Regions from separate parts of the Homo sapiens genome. Here region 1 is linked to region 2. A link is an interaction called in ENCODE POLR2A ChIA-PET data of the cell type or tissue named here. Cell type or tissue: CD4-positive, alpha-beta T cell. All regions are shown on one strand. Each heading gives the region's core, and the rest is flanking DNA. Links, peaks and the distances in the headings are about the cores only.

What was found. Peaks named below come from ENCODE experiments on the same cell type or tissue, not always from the same donor. Only the 100,000 strongest peaks of a DNase experiment are listed, where the experiment ranks them.
Region 1: POLR2A ChIA-PET joins it to region 2 with 24 read pairs; 28 of 35 experiments call an interaction of 5 or more read pairs at or near these places.

What each region holds. Positions count from the first base shown.
Region 1 is chr6:28,332,173-28,340,514 of GRCh38, reverse strand. ZSCAN31 (zinc finger and SCAN domain containing 31) reads left to right here and starts at 4,367. Exons shown (of 4, transcript NM_030899.5): 1 at 4,367-4,433. RefSeq lists an enhancer at 4,702-4,821. In CD4-positive, alpha-beta T cell, for the core only: no CTCF peak of the experiment used is centred there; DNase peaks (open chromatin) are centred at 3,874, 4,464 and 4,894; H3K4me3 peaks cover 1,923 bases; H3K27ac peaks cover 1,561 bases.
Region 2 is chr6:28,262,424-28,270,765 of GRCh38, reverse strand. ZSCAN26 (zinc finger and SCAN domain containing 26) reads right to left here and starts at 3,623. Exons shown (of 4, transcript NM_001023560.4): 1 at 3,553-3,623. RefSeq lists enhancers at 3,017-3,581, 3,726-3,785. In CD4-positive, alpha-beta T cell, for the core only: no CTCF peak of the experiment used is centred there; a DNase peak (open chromatin) is centred at 3,665; H3K4me3 peaks cover 1,503 bases; H3K27ac peaks cover 1,052 bases.

The DNA.
Region 1 (8,342 bases), core at 62-8,061, 70 kb before region 2:
GTTCTTCTTCACATGGCAGCAGGAGAGAGAAGAAGAGAACAGAGTGAAGGGGGAAACCCCTTATAAAACCTCAGATCTCATAAGACCTTAGTATCATGAGAATAGCAAGGAGAAAACCGCCCCCATGATTCAATTATTTCCCACTGGGCCCTTCCCACCACATGTGGGGATTATGGGAACAATTCAAGATGACATTTGGGTGGGGACACAGCAAAACCATATCAATGGGCAAGAGCAAAGGAATAATAGTGTCATAAGTTTCTGTCTATATGTGAAATGTAAATTGTTAAATATGCAACTAAGACTAAAATGTGAAGTGATACAATATTATTTCCAATTAGGCTGTGATAAATTAAAGATGGGTATTGTAATTACTGTAACAGTCATCAGATTCCTATCTATTTCCACTGCAGCACTTAACTTATTCAGAAGTGGGTTTATGATTAAGTCTATAAAGTGTAAGTGATTCTACATTTGCATGTTTCTTCAAATGCCCTGGCCTGGAATGATACCTAGCAATGTGTTTACATGGTTCATATGCTTGTAAAATTTGAGGGGAAAAAATGGATTCTACACTTGCAGTTTCTTCAAATGCCCTGGCCTGGAATGATACCTAGCAATGTGTTTACATGGTTCATATGCCTGCAAAATTTGAGGGGAAAAAATGGATATTTTAGCAACAGGTGTTTAAACCACTGTTTGTTTCCATTTCTGACTCCCCATCTCTTATTTTTCTCTTGTTGAGTGGCACTGAAATAACAATAGAGAATTTTAGCATCTGGTAAGGGGACACTATCTTAGAAATAAGTCATTTTAACTACAATTTGAAAAGATATTTTGGCATGATTTAAGCAATAAATGCTAAATTACAAAATTAAATAATTTATTAAAGAACTGAGAGCAAATTTAAATTTAAAAATTAATGGAGGCTAGGCGTGGTGGCTCATGCCTGTAATCCCAGCACATTGGAAGGCCAAGGTGGGCAGATCACCTGAGGTCAGGAGTTTGAGACCAGCCTGGCCAACACGGCGAAACCCCGTCTCTACTAAAAATACAAAATTTGCCAGGCGTGGTGGCACATGCCTGTAATCCCAGATACTCGAGGTATGAGAATCGCTTGAACCTGGGAGGCAGAAGTTGCAGTGAGCTGAGATCGAGCCACTGCACTCCATCCTGGGAAATAGAGCATGACTCCTTCCCCACTCCCCTGCCAAAAAAAATTAATGGAATGTGAGAAACAAAAGAAATAAAGATAATAAAATCAATGGAAATTATTCTGACATCAGGAAGCAAATTATAACAAAAGAAACAATGTCAAATTATATAAAATCAGCAACTCATTAAGAAAAAAAGCTAAACTTTGAATACAGTAAAAAAATATGCTCTTGGATTAATTCTCTAGTGAAGAAAAGTGAATCACTGAACACATTGAAAAGAGATTTAAATTTCTTGCACATTTTACATAAAATACTGATATTGACAAAGACATCATAATATGCCATTGACAATGAGGACATCTAAGACCAACTAGTTAATGTGTCATCAACACAGAGATTCTCAGATTAGTCCCCACATAAAAAAATTTGAATGTCCTGAAATCTTGTAGCTCATAATTGAAAGAAACTTGATAGAAGTTTACTCAAATGTCAACAATTTTAAAAAGCTTTTGATCAACCATGCTAGAGGAATGGCTACATTAACTTTTTATTCTTTCTAGAAAAATTTAAATTATGAAATTAACATACAAAGAAGCAGTCCAAGAACATAAAGCCAACAAATTAGGGGAGAGTTACTATAGAGGAGTCAGGCAGTTAAATAATAAAAATATTTTGTTATTTTTCTGATTTTTGTTTGTGATATTTGGAAGACTTTAAAATTTGTAGTATAGCTGGATGTGGTGGCAGCAGCTCACACCTTTAATCCCAGCATTTTGGGAGGCAGAAGCAAGAGGATTGCTTGAGCACAGGAGTTTAAGGTTGCAGTGATCACACCACTCCACCCCAGCTTAGTTGACAGAACGAGACCCTGTTCTGTCTCGTTTTGTAATTGTAATTATCATTACAATTACAAAAAAAATTGTAATGTGATGTAAAGAATGTATTTTCCATTCTATATTTATTTATTTATTTTTCGAGATGGGATCTCACTCTGTCAGCCACGCTGGAGTGCAGTGGCACAATCTCAGCTCACTGAAAACCCCACCTTCCAGGCTCAAGCAATCCTCCCACCTCAGACCCACAGGCATGTGCCACAATGCCTGGCTAATTTTTGTATTTTGGGTAGAGATGGGGTTTCACCACGTTGCCCAGGCTGGTCTTGAACTCCTGAGCTCATGCAATCTGCCTGCCTCAGCCTCCCAATGTGCTAGGATTATAGGCGTGAACCACCACGCCTGGCCTATTTTCCATTCTAAATCTCCATTTTTGTTTTTTTTCTTTTTCCTTCTTTATTTATTTATTTATTTAATTTTGGAGACAGGGTCTCAGTCTGTCACTCAAGCTAGAGTGCAGTGGCACGATCATGGCTACTGCAGCTGGTGATTATCCCTGCTCAGCCTCCCCAGTAGCTGAGACTAATAGCATGAGTAACTGTGCCTGGATAATATTTTTTATTTTTTGCAGAGACAGAGTCTCACTATGTCGCCCAGGCTTGTCTTGAACTCCTGGACTCAAGAGATCCTCCCATCTCGGCCTCTCAAAGTGTTGGGATTACAGGCGTGAGCTATTACACCTGACTTAAGTCTCCATTTTCATATCTATGTTTGTACTTGTAATTTTGTATTCCTTTTCTCAAATAAGGTCTCTTGAATTGTATAAGCTGGGTCTCTTTCTGTCTGTATTCCTTGTTACATTATAAACCCCATGAGGATGAGGACCTTGTGTCCTTCATTATTATTATATCCAGCAAGCCCTTGGCACAAAGATCGCATTCAATGGGAATCTATATAATTAATGAATGAGTTGTAAAAAATCAATTCAACCTCTTAACATGTATTATCTGTCTTCTCTATTTCTATTGCTACTGCCTTGATTCAGGCCCTCACTCTCTCTACCCTGGATTCTTGTAGTAGTCTCCTAGCTGGTCTCCCTGCCTGTAGTCTCATTTCCTTACAGTCCATCCCCACATGGCTGCCAAGATAACATTTCTAGATGTAAATTTGATCAGACTGCTCAAATTCCTTGGTTAGGGATCCAAAAAAAGTAAGAGCTGGTGCCCCTGCCACATATACCACTCTCCAGTCATGCTGATCAGCCCAGTTCTTTGGATGTACCAAAGGATTTCACCCCAGTTCTGCTTTTGTACATTTGATTCCCTCTCCCAGAAATTTATTTCCTTTGCTCCTTTTCCAGTGTACACTGGCAGATTCCTGCTGAGTCTTGTTTTGCCCCATTAGTTTTCCTCTCTCTTCCACGCCACGAATTCAAACTAATACATACATTTATTTCCTACATACGTACTTAGCATGTTCCAGAGGCTATTCTCATCGATTTACAAGCACTTATTTTATTTTACTTCATTTCACATGCACGTCTGTTTTACGCAGTTACTTGTTTACACGCTCTTCTTCTAGACTTTGGGATTCCAGAAGACAGAGGTTTGAGTGTAAAACACAAAATAACAAAACCACAACAAAAACAACTCTGTATTCTCGTCCCCACCATTACCATCTCTCCTTTGTGATGTCAAAGAGACCAGAGGAAGTGGACAGACTCGGGGAAGAATAGGTAAGTATTAGAGACAGAAAAAGTATGAAGTCCCTTCTGTGAGGACTAACAATAGTGATGCCATTTTACAACCTTGATGACTGTGTTCTCAAGAAACAAAGCAAATGTCAACCCCGTCCATAGCTTCAACAGAGCATAACAGCTCTAACCGCAACAGAGCCTAACGGCCCTAACCACATCTGTCCCCAGTTGGAAAGTGTCCAAACAGTTCCAACTAGCCAGCACTTCCCCAACCCCTCCCCAACAGAAACTTTATTATAAAAGCCTCAGCTTGTAAGCGATCAGGATCTCAGCCAGATTCCTAACTGGAACTCTTCGCAGGCTTTTCCTGTAAATAAACCTGTTTGGCCGTGGAATTGCCTCCTGTTACTCGCTCTCTACGTTTATATCTTCCTAACACCTTCCGGCTCTAATGTTTTGGGTCTCGATGACCATCTAACTCCTAAATGCTGGGGGCCGCTCCCCATAGAAATGCCTCGCCGGATTTCTCCGCCTCGCACCCAGTGGGACTGGGATTTTTGGCCCCGGGGTTTGCAATAAGGGAGTCACCAAGCAGCAGCCACCTCTGGAATTCCTAGAAAGGAAAGAGTTGCCTGGCTTCAGCCAGTGGGCTCAGAACGGCTGACGCATTTCCGGCCTTTGCGGTTGATCGGTCATTGGGGTGCTGCAGCCCCGCCACCTGTTCCGTAGCTTGCCGGTGCCCCGAAGGTGAGTCTTGGCCCCTTGTCGCGACCCGCCAGGTTCCCAGAAGATTTCAGGTCTGTGCCTTGGAGTAGGCGGGGAGGGAACGTCTGCGCAGGCGTGACCCCCGCCCCTACACATTCACTGGCCTGAAGCCCCCGTGGAGTAGGTGGAGGTCCCGCCCCTTATCCTGAAGATTAAACAGCCTTTCTTTGTCTGAGATAACGCCCGGAGTTCTTTGTCCTGCCTCCAAGACGATAAAGGAGCGCAGACACAAAGGTGAGGTTAGAGCGAAAGTTTAATAAGCGAAAGGAAAAAGCTCTCTGCCAGCAGAGAAGGGGTCCCGACCGGGAGTACCCATTATGGGGCCCGTTCTGGGGTTTTTATGGACTGGAAAGGAGAGGGAATGCGCTTAGTCTGCGGGCTGTCCTGGCGAACGCTTGACTCAGCTTGGTCCGGGACCAATCAGGAGCTGAAATGATGATTCATAGCTGCTGCTTAGCTTGGCCCAGGACCTATCAGAAGCCGAAGTGAAAGTTTGGCCCCGGACCAATCAGGGGCTGAGGTGATGATTCACAGAAGCTGGGCTTATAGTCCTAATAAAGGAAAGTAGAGCGCCTGCCGGAACCTACCAGAACCCACCGTGTCCATACCCACAAAAGGAGAAGAAACTTTTCCTGGGAACCTGCTGACTATACAAAGGACAAAGGCATTATGTGTCAGGCCTTGTTCCCTTATCTGAGTGAGCTGGAGGTTCTGTGCAAGTTTTTATCCAAATGGGCCCGAGGTTTTTCTATCTATGCAGCCGTGGGCATATCTCTAGGCACAACACCCTGTGCTAGTTCCCTTATCGGTGCCTGCAACCTGATTTTTTCCCCAGGCTTAGTTTTATGTTATGTGGGGATAAGACACTAAATCATGGGCGGGGGCAGGCTCTCCAGGGACCCTTCCCTTGCTATCCACCTAAGGCAAGCTAGGTAGCCCTTTCACAGGGTGGTGGGAGAGACCCCTAGAGAGGTCGGAGCTTTGCGGCGAAACCGAGGTCCAGAGGTAGAGAAGGGTCTCTCCCTGTCAAAAGCCTTATTTCCTATATACACGTAATTTTTATTTAATAAGTCAACATTATGCAATGTTTGTCGCATATGTTTTCTTTAAATATTGTAAAAACCACCAACCTCATAACTTGTCACCTCTAGTTTCTAATGCATCTCTAAAAATTGGGGACATTTCCCTACATAACCACAAGATTATTAGCACACCCAACTAAGTGTAGGCGCTTCACCTAACACCTAGTTCATGTTTAAATCCTTCCACCCCCTGTTGTCCCACAGATGTCTTTTATACCTGTTTGTACCAACTAGGATCCAATCATAGACCACTCACTGCATGTAGTTGAGTCTTAACCTAGGGCAATTTTACTCTTTGCCTCCCTTCCTCCCATCCCATTGCCTTGTTTAAAAGGAGGCTCTTCCAGTCTTCCTGTAGTGCATCCCCATTTCTGGATTTGACTGTTTCCTCATGGTATTTAAGGTCTTCTTCTGTTTTCTTGTCATCGTAATTGGTATCCTTTGGGATTTATTTTACAACACACATGATTTGTGATTTACATGATCTCTTTGTTGCTGTTGTTAATTATGCTGACGTGAATGAAAACATTCTCATGAATGAAAACATTCTCTTTTATGCTCTTTCTGCCATGTTTTTATTTCGGTGAAGGACAGTGGGGACACATCAAATTCTGCATTGTTTCACTCTTTGCTGTCTGACACCTCGTAAACACTTAGTAAATATATGTGAAATGAATTCCTTTGTGGATTACAGGCAATGCATAAAAACTTAATCTTGTATTTAGGATGAGCTCTTCCACTTCCTCCAGGGGTATACCTTGTATACATTTTTTAAATTATGGCTTTTATTTTATTGTATTGTAACTATATCCTCATGAGCTATAAACACCTCTATATTCCAAGCTCTTAGCTCAGCTCCATAAATTGATTGTCCAGTGACTGAACTGCTTTTACAAAGGTTAAGCTCTTTCTCCTTTCACTTGTACAGTAACATCTAAACTAAGTGGAAGTCTTTCTAGATTCAGTGCAATAGTCTTCACCCCCTCCACTTTACCCTTTTTTTTAACTCTTGCCTCTTCTGCTTCTACTCTTGCTTTCTGCTTCCACTTTTGCCTCTACCCTCATTCCCTCAGCTCATTCTCCATCCAGTAGCAGAGCTTCTCGGTACAGAATTCAGCCTTGTCACTCCCTTTCTTAAAGCCTTCAGTGGTTTCTCATTGCATTTATAAAATCCTAACTCCTATGCCCTACATGATCTGACTCCTGCTTGGCTTGCCAGCCTAATATTTTGCCACTCTTCTCCCACATGACTGTAGACACTCCAGCCTCCTTTCCTGTCTTTGATGGCAGCATGCACTTCCTCAGGGCCTTTGGATAGTCCAGAGTGCTCTTCCCCTCCCTCATCCCTATTCTGTATGGCTCACTTCTTTTGCACTTAAGGGCTTGGCTTAAATGTTACCTCACTTCCCACTACCCCATCTAAATAGGCTGTCCATTTATTTGGTAACTCAGTGCCTAGTTTATTATCCTCAGTAATCATCACAACTCATAATTATTTTATTTGCCTCCTTACTTATTTTTGTTGTTGCTTTTATTTTTGGTTTGTCTTCCCCGTTAAAATGTTTGCTCCAGCAAAACAGGGCCTGGTCCCGTCTTTTTCACCATTGTAGCCCTAATGCCCAGCCAAGTACCTGGTATGTTATGAGTGCTCAATGAACATTTATTGACTAAATGAGCAAATAAATAGGTTAGTTACTAGTAATGAGTCTCTCCTTGTCCCTTGCCTCCTGGGCCTTAGTTGCTGATAAAGTCATAAGCTGAGTCAGCAGTCAACTACCTTTTATTTTTCTGTCTCCCTTTCATGAGTGTGGAAGTCCACTGCAGGTCCTGGAATGAAACAGTGAGCCTGGTTCCCTACAACCTGAGACACACCACATTTAATCCCCCAGGAGTTGAATTCTAGGATGTCTTTGACTGTTTCTGCAGTCAAGTCATCAACTCCACTAACTACTCTGTGTTTGTGTTTCTGGTCCACTGAGATTTTTGTCTTGTATTTGTAGCTGGCCATGTCTTTCTCTTTATCCCCTTTTATATATCATCTCCCAATGCCAAATGTTTGGAGTCAATTTGGTAATTAATCATAAATTGGCCTGTTTCATATCACCCTGGAAATCTAAATCCAATCTTTAATGTTGCTTTTGAGCTGTTGTTGGGATGTTCAGGGGGACACCCCTGGTGGTATCTAGAGATGGGCTTCAGTACACAAATGGGAGGTCACCACTGGTCACAGTCTGTCCTGGATTTTCTTGAATATTTCTTCTAGTATTTTCAACTGTCTACTGACTATTAACATATGAAGTCAATATTTTATTTTGTTGGGTCTATTTCCTCTATGAAATGAAGATATTCAATTTACTAATACTACTTTACTAATAATACCTGCTCATTGATATTTATGTAATGATTGCTATGGGCCAGGTACTGCGCTAAGCTTTTTATATGCGTTACCTTGTATAATCATAACACCTATAAGAGGAGTACTATGGTCATTAACACTTAGAGAGGCCACAGGATTTGAACGTTATTCACTGTACTGCAGTGCTTCAGTAAAGATCATTTTAAATAGTTTATTCCATTTAATTTGTCAGATGTCTATCAAGTATTTGTTCCCTGCTAGGATATCAGATGACACCAAATTTGCATTTAATCGAATAAATCAGGTAAACAAAACATTGAAGATGCGTTCATAATTTTGTGGTAAGTCCAGACTTCTAAGTCTTCTAGGCATTTTAAAAATAAGAAGTGTCTGTAATCTGTAGCAGTTTGGGAGAGGAGATAGGAAGAGATGGGAGGACTGGCTGGGAACACA
Region 2 (8,342 bases), core at 47-8,046:
CCATAGGAAATGAGAAAATGGAGAGTGAGCATAAATGACAAATTTCAAAAAAGTAATACATTGAATGGAACAAGAAAGATAGGGCAGAAACTAGAAAGGGCTAATGTAGAGTATAAGTATTTTTGTGACTTCAATTACTGTCCTTATGCTGATGATTTCCTTATTCTTCAGGTCAGATATCTCAAGTGTCAGACCTGAATTTCCTTCTGCCTATTTGGGACCAGGATACCCTACAGAAGCCTCTCAAATCCAACATGTCAAAAATGAACTCAGACAATTCCCTACCATCCTTTGGGGCAGGCCCTTGGTATGTGGGGATTTAGCATTCTTGATTTTGACTATGCTTGAGTATCCCTATAGATCAGTGAAACACCATCTGTCAGCTGCTGACACATGCCTTTGAATCAATGTGCATGCGGTAAGTGGGAGAACGGGAGAAGGCTCACTTAATCAGTGGCTTAGCCTCCAAACAGTTTGCTGTTATATATTCCTGAATGTGTATATAGTTAACATTTCCCAGCTGATAATTATTTTTCTTAGTCAAAATGAACTTAAACTTTAAAAAGCCAATTCCTAGTATTCTTAATATAAGTAAAAAAGTCCAAGAAAGTGATGATTATCAGTGAAACCCCGTGTCTACTAAAAATACAAAAAATGAGCCGGGTGTGGTGGCACACGCCTGTAGTCCTAGCTACTCGGGAGGCTAAGGCAGGAGAATCACTTGAACCCAGGAGGTGGAGGTTGCAGTGAGCTGAGATCACACCACTGCACTCCAGCCTGGGCGACAGAGTGAGACTCTGTCTCAAAAAAAGTGATGATTATTAGCCAGAAAATAAAAGATTGGTATTGTAATGGTTAATTTTATGTGTCAACTTAACTGGCCACAGGGTGCTCAGATATTTGGTCAAACATTATTCTGGATGTTTCTGTGAGGGTGTTTTTGGAATGAGATTAACATTTAAATTGGTAGACTGTTGACTAAAACAGACTGCCCTCCATAATGTTGGTGGGCCTCATCCAAGCAGTTAAAAGTCTGACTAGAACAAAAAGGCTGACTCATCCCTGAGTAAGAGAATTCTTCCTGTCTAAAATGCTTCAAACTGAATCATCAGCTTTTTTCTTGCCATCAGACTTGGAACTAAAACAGCTCTTACTGAATCTCAAGCCTATGGCCTTCAGACAGGAACTACACCATCAGCTCTCCTGGTTCTCAGGCCTTTGGGCTTGAGCTGGAACTAAACCATTTGCTCTCCTGGGTCTCCAGCCTGAAAACTCACTCTGAAGATACTGAGACTTGCCAGCCTCCATAATGACCTATGCTAATTCCCTATAGTAAATCTCTTTCTAGATCTCTACCTATCTTTACCGATATAGATACCCTAGTTATACAAATAATGACACAAATACAGGCATATGTATATATATACATAATTCGTATTATTGTTTAGGTATATATACCTGTATTCGTATTTTTTATATATACCTGTATTCATATTATTATATCTATAGAGATATCTATACCCATATCAGTATATATCTATGCCACATACATATATATATACTGGTATCTATATCAGTATTGGTATATAAATAAACATGTGGTATGATGTTGATATGTATATATAGGGTATGATGTGTTTTTTTTTTTTCTTTGAAATGGAGTCTGCCTCTGTTGCCCAGGCTGGAGTACAGCAGCGCAATCTTGGCTTACTGCAACCTCCGCCTCCCGGGTTCAAGTGATTCTCCTCCCTCAGCCTCCCGAATAGCTGGGATTACAAATGCCTGCCATGACACCCAGCTAATTTTTGTAATTTTAGCAGAGACAGTGTTTCACCATGTTGGCCAAGCTGGTCTCGAATTCCTGACCTCAAGTGATCCACCGTCCTCAGCCTCCCGAAGTGCTGGGATTACAGGCATGAGCCACCGTGCCTGGCTGGGTATGAGGCTGAATTAGTGGTGAGTTCATTTCTATAATGTGATTAAATATATCAAACACAATATATAATAAATAATTTGATAAACTGTTTTGGGAGGAGCTCCATCTACCCAGCTATTTGAGCCAGAAAACTGACCATTCCTTCCTCCTTTCATATCTCATGTATCTGATCAATCAAGTTCTATTGATTCTATTGCTTAAATATCTCTCAAATCAATCCACTTCTCATCCCCTTTGCCATTGTCTTCTCCTACCTAGACCACTGTGACAAACAGACTGGTCTGAGACACCAATCTATTTTCCACACGCAAACAGTGATCATTCTAAGGAGGATATGAAATATTATTATGTCCCTGCTATGCCTGTTACATATAATGGCTGATTATTACCCTTAGGATCAAGTTCAAAACATTTAATATGGTTTACATTGTTTTTTGATCTAATAAAGTACTTTATTTCATCAAATTTGCAATACTCCTTCTTGCTCCTTGGCCCTTCCACAGCTTATTCCTTCTGCTTGGACCACCCTCCAACCCTCCAATTTTCTTCTTGTTAATGCCCACTCACACTTCATGTCTCAGCATAATAAAACAATGAGCCAGGACAACTATACTACATGTTTCACATATATTAATTATTTAACCCTCACACAACCCTATAAAGAAGACACTATTCCTAATTTCTTCGTGCAGAGAAGGAAATTGAGACGGGGAGAGTTGAAGAACTTACACGAGGTACCAAAGCTAAACCTCAGATCTTTTCTCCAGTATCTCTTGCACCCACAGGCCCAAAACCTTGGATTTATATTTGCCTTCTTACTGTCACACCCTACATCTGACCCAGTAGCAAATATTATTGTCTCTATTTTCAAAGCAGATCATAATCTGATCACTGGCTCAAGATATCCTTATCTCCCACCTGAATTACTTGGAATTTTAAAAAATTACTCTTAACTTTTAAGTTTTCTTGATTCCATTCTTGCCCACTTACAATCTATTATCATCATGAGTCTCCAAGTAAAGAAGCTTTAAAACATAAGTCAGATCATGTTTTCTTCTGCTCAAAATCCTCCAAAAACACACACCAAAAAAAGACAAAATTCCTTACACGATACAGTTCTCATTTCCTCTACACTCTTCCTCTCCATACCCCAATCTCTCTGACATCATTCCCTACAAAGGTCGCCTTTGTTCACTGCTCCAACCGCTCTGGTCTCCCCGTTATTCCTCAAATATGCCAAGCAAGCTCCTGCTTTAAGACCTTTGCACTTGCTATTCCCTCTACCTAGAAAGTTCCTGACCGCAAAAGCCACTTAGGTCTTTCCACCCACCTCCTTCAGATTTCTGCTCAAATATTACCTTCTCGGTGGCGCCTACCTTTAATATCTACTTAAAATTGCGCTGAATGGATGAAAAATATGCAGCAGAAGGTTGTACTCTGTTTACCAGATCCACAGCTTCATCACTCTCATAGGCCCCAGGGCCGACACCTCCGCTACGGACCCCGCCCCCTCGGTCGAGGGAAGATTCTCTGCACCCGCCGGGAAGCAGCTGCTCCCTAGGCCCCTAGGCCGCAGTTCCGCCCCAGCCCGGGGCCCAGCTCCAGGGTCCGCTCACCTGGTCAAGGGGCCTCAGAGGACCCAAACGCTCTGAAACAGCGTCTTAGCTCATCGCCGAGTGTCAGCTCTAGCTCTTCGGAGCGCTTTCTTCTCCGCTCTAGGAACGCTGGAGGACCTTGGCTCGATGGTGCTGCCGCTTAGGCATCGCAGAAGGAGACTAACATGGGTGCTGCCTGCTGAGGACGGCTGGGAGGGTCATTTCGTTGTGAGCTAAGATTGTTGGGGTTTTTTTTTTGTTTCTGTTTTTGTTTTTGTTTTCTCATTTTAAAGTGGATGTTTATTTTATTCATGTAAAAACAGGCCAGCTCCGTTGAGTGTTATCACAAACAGCCAACATTTTCACTTTGCTCACATAAATAAAACACACATACTTCGCCATTTTTCGCAATTTAGAAATTCATCAAACACAATGGCAAAAATAATTGTCAAAGTATTTCGAAAATTAAACTAAACAATGGACATACGTTTGGATTGAAAGGTTTAAGGTAAGAAGAAATTAGGGCTATTACTGTGAGAGAAAATAAATCAACAACACTTTGCAATCAATGTAAGTTTCAGGGGGAATAAAAGCAACAGATATCACTTTATCAAAATAAATTCTACAACAGAGAACAGAAATAGTCTCTCTTGCCCACAGTATCACAAACTGGGTTTTTATAGTTTTTGAATAAGATAAACTCTTTGAATGCTTATACATTGCTAGTGGGAATGTAAATTAGTTCTGCCACTGTGGAAAGCAATTTGGAAATTTCTTAAGGAACTTAAAACAGAGCTCTCATTTGACCCAGCAATTCCATTATTGGGTATATACCCAGAGGAATATACTGTTCTACCATAAAGACCATGCATGTGTATGTTCATCACAGCACTTTTCACAATAGCAGAAACATGGAATCAACCTAGATGCCCATCAGTGGTGGACTGGAAAAAGAAAATGTGGTACATAACACCATGGAATATCATGCAGCTAAAAGAATGAGATCATGTCCTTTGCAGCAACATGGATGCAGCTGGAGGCCATTTATCCTAAGCCAATTAACACAGGAACAGAAAACCAAATACTGCATGTTCTTACTTATAAGTGGGTGCTAAACATTCAGTAAACATGAACACAAATGGGAACAACAGACACAAGGACTTCTTGAGGGTGGAGGGTGAGAGGAAGGTGAAGATTGAAAAGTTACCTATAAGGTACTATGCTACCACTTTGGTGACAAAATCATTTGTACACCAAACCCCAGCAGTATGCACTTTATTCATGTAACATACCTGCACATGTACCCACTGAACCTAAAACAAAAGTTGGAAGAAAGAAAAAAAAACCTTTAAAAAATCTGAACAAACTTTTGTGTTTAACTGATCAGTTGACAGAAGCTTTGAAATATCATTAAATATACAAAACATTGTACTGACGTGTAATTTATTCAGTGTTTCAAGCATTGAAATTATCATAACAGAAAAAAAACAACCAGTTTCATTATCACAAGCAGTTATCTTTTCTTCTTAAGTGTCTGAATGTATCTTTGAAAGCATATTTTTAAAGTAAAAATTAAATATGTTTACTTTAAAACTTTTCATAAGGCCAACAAATCTAGTCAATATGTGTTACTAATTAGAAGTCAATATTCTTTCTTGAGAGGAAAACTCATATATCTTATTTTTTAATATCTAGAAAAGGACCTTTTCAAAAATTATATAAGGGATAAACATAAAGAAAATTTAATTTAAATAGAAAGTAAATACTATATCCTATTTACTCCCCCTCTAAAATTCCCTACTATGACTAGTTTCTTAAATCTGTCACTTTTATTGTCAAGGCTGAGATTATTGCCATTGCACTGGATATCCCATGAAAATCAAAACCTTTAAAGTAGCTAGACAAAGAAGAGTTTTTTTAAATTTTCAAGGTGTGCATTTTTCATTTAAACAGTCTGTTTGTACCTTTTGGGAGGGGTAGGGGTAGATAAGGTGAGAATAACTCAAAACACTGTTATCACCAGGAGAGACAAAATACTAAAATACAAATCAATTTTCAAACTTGAGGTTTTCATTTTCCAGGATTATCCTTATTTTTGTAAACTATAGTGATCATGTTTCTGCCAGGTCCATTCATACGATATTCAAGATAAGAACTTTCTTTTCCATATTATCAGTAGAGATGCTATCGCATTATGAGTCATGTCACCATGCTCCAGCATAAGATTTACAGTTCTTATCTTCTGGTAATGATGCTTCCTGCTCTTCTCTCTGCTTCTTATACGTATACAGCAAGGTCTCATTCATTACTCTGAGTTTTAAAATAAGTTATTTGTCCAGTGATCGTTCTAAACAATCAAAGCCTACAAATGAATCTAACAAATTTATAGCTTAATATTAGGAACCTATAACTTTAAGTCACCCATATTAGGCTGATAAAGAAAAATCATATAATCTCCACAAATGCTACAATGTCATTTCATAAAACTCAACATATATTTCTGACTAAAAGCAGAAACTCCTAATAAAAAATAAATAGATGGATGATTCCTTTATAAGGCAAAAATAAATACATCTCAAATATACCAAAAACCTCCCTTATATTTGATGGTGAAATCTTAGACATATCCCCCATAAATTCAGATTAAAGTCTAGCTGAATTCGTTAGGCTAAGAATAAAAAGAGCAATTTTGCTAAATGTATGATTTCTTACTCCCTAAATTGCTGGTGGCTAAGGTTAAGAAACACCTTCCCTTGTGCTACAGAACTTTAAAACAAACAAACATGAAATACACATTAGACCCCTTATGCCAGTGGGAGATTTTTATATTTTGTGAAACACTACTTTTGATAATTCCACAAAGTCATATAATGATGGTCTGTGAGAACATTAATGCTATTTCATAAAATGTATCAATTGTAAATCAGCACAGCCTCACTAGTTTGCTTTCTTAGGCTGTTTCTCAGCACTGAATAAAACTCAGTGTAACTCTAGTGGCTAAGACAAGTTATTTGATCTGTTCAACTTCCTGCTTGAGCAGAGTGAAATAATAAAGTGATTCTGATGGTTTCTTGAAATGTAAACGTAATACAAAATTTTCGTTATACTGTTTTTCTTCTATTTCACAATCCATAGCTACATACTCTGGGCAAAACTACTTCAAAGGAAAAGTTGTAACCCTTTTTATTAGCTCCCCTGAGACAACAGTGATCTGCAGTCATATTCCAACTCTTGAAATCTCTTTTAAGGCAGATTTATTGGCCAAGTCCCTCTCTAATAGCAACATTAAATGGCAAGTTAAGCATAACTACAGCAAAAAAGCTATCATGAGTATTCCACTGTAGGCATTAGACATACTATTTGTTGCATGGTGTGTATTTTATCTTTCTGGGAAAGAAGCTCACCGATCTTACCTTGGCTTACTTAGAAGTCAGTTTCTCAGCTGCATCTTCTTCCAAGCGAGAAAGATAAAGATATTTGTTTGGCCACTGTTAGAAAACCTTTTTAGGCTTTAACGGGCATTACAGTCAAGTGTCTCTCAGAAAAACAAGTCAAAGGTAAATAACACGGAGATATATTTGCAAGATATTTGATAAAGATCTAATTTATTAAAGAGTTTTTATGACCAGTTAAGAAAAAAGACCAACAACGCTATAGAAGAGTGGACAAAGGTTATCAGAGGAGCAGTTCACATACACACAAAAGAATTTCAAAAGACTCGTAAATACATCTATGAAAGGATGCTCTATCTTACTTTTAATAATAAATACAAATAAAATGCCATTTTCACCTTAGATTGGGAAAGATCAAAAGGTTTGAAAATACAATATTGGTGATGATGTTGGTGAGTGTGTAAACATAGAAGGTGGTGTTGCAATATCTACTAAAATTTAAAAGCACACACAGCTTAAATCTGGCATTCTTAGTCTTTCCTTGACCACTATATCAAAAAAGTTCCCCCCAATTCTGTCTCTAGCCCGTTACTTTTTTCACATCATACTGTAATTTGTAATTTTTGCCTGTTGGCTTTTATAAGTCTGTCTCCCCCAGTAAAATGTAAAATTCTATGATGGCAAGGAGCAAGTCTAACTTGTTTCTTGGTTTATCCTCAGTACCAGCCATAGTGCCTAATACATAGAAAGCACCTGATATTTTCCCTTTGTTTCAATAATTCTATTTTGAGGTTAGCATTTCTAGATGACCAAAAGGATTCTTTTTGACCTAATATTCATCTATTTTTAGTTGAATATGCTACAAATATACTGTCACATATCCACAGAGGCTTTCAATATAGTACTCTGTGACAGTAAAATACAGAAAAACATCTTAACCATCCAACAAAATACGGTGCTTTCATATAATGGAATACTACAAGATTATCTAAAAGAAAGAAAGATTCATATGTATTGATATAAAACATCTCCAGGATGTATTAATTGAAAAGAGCAAGGTGTCAATCCATGTGTATCATGTGGTATAGTTTGTTCTAAAAATGGAAATACGCACATGTAACAGCATGTCTATCACCAATATGCCACAACACCCTTTGGCGAAAATCTCAAGGTGGTGTGGTCCAGTATCAGCCATGTCACATCCTGTGGAAGGGTAAATGTGCCCTTCCACATCACACTGCCCTGCCAGATTCTAGAACCCCATTTCCTCACCTTCAGTTCTGTGGGGGCTAATCAGTCTTTTGAACTTTGAAAAGGGGGTTATCCAAATGAGATAGTTTGGCTAGTGTTGAATTAAAGTCTCAGGGGCCAGGCACATATCACTGAATGACAACAAAGGCCTTTTAATAGACCATGAAT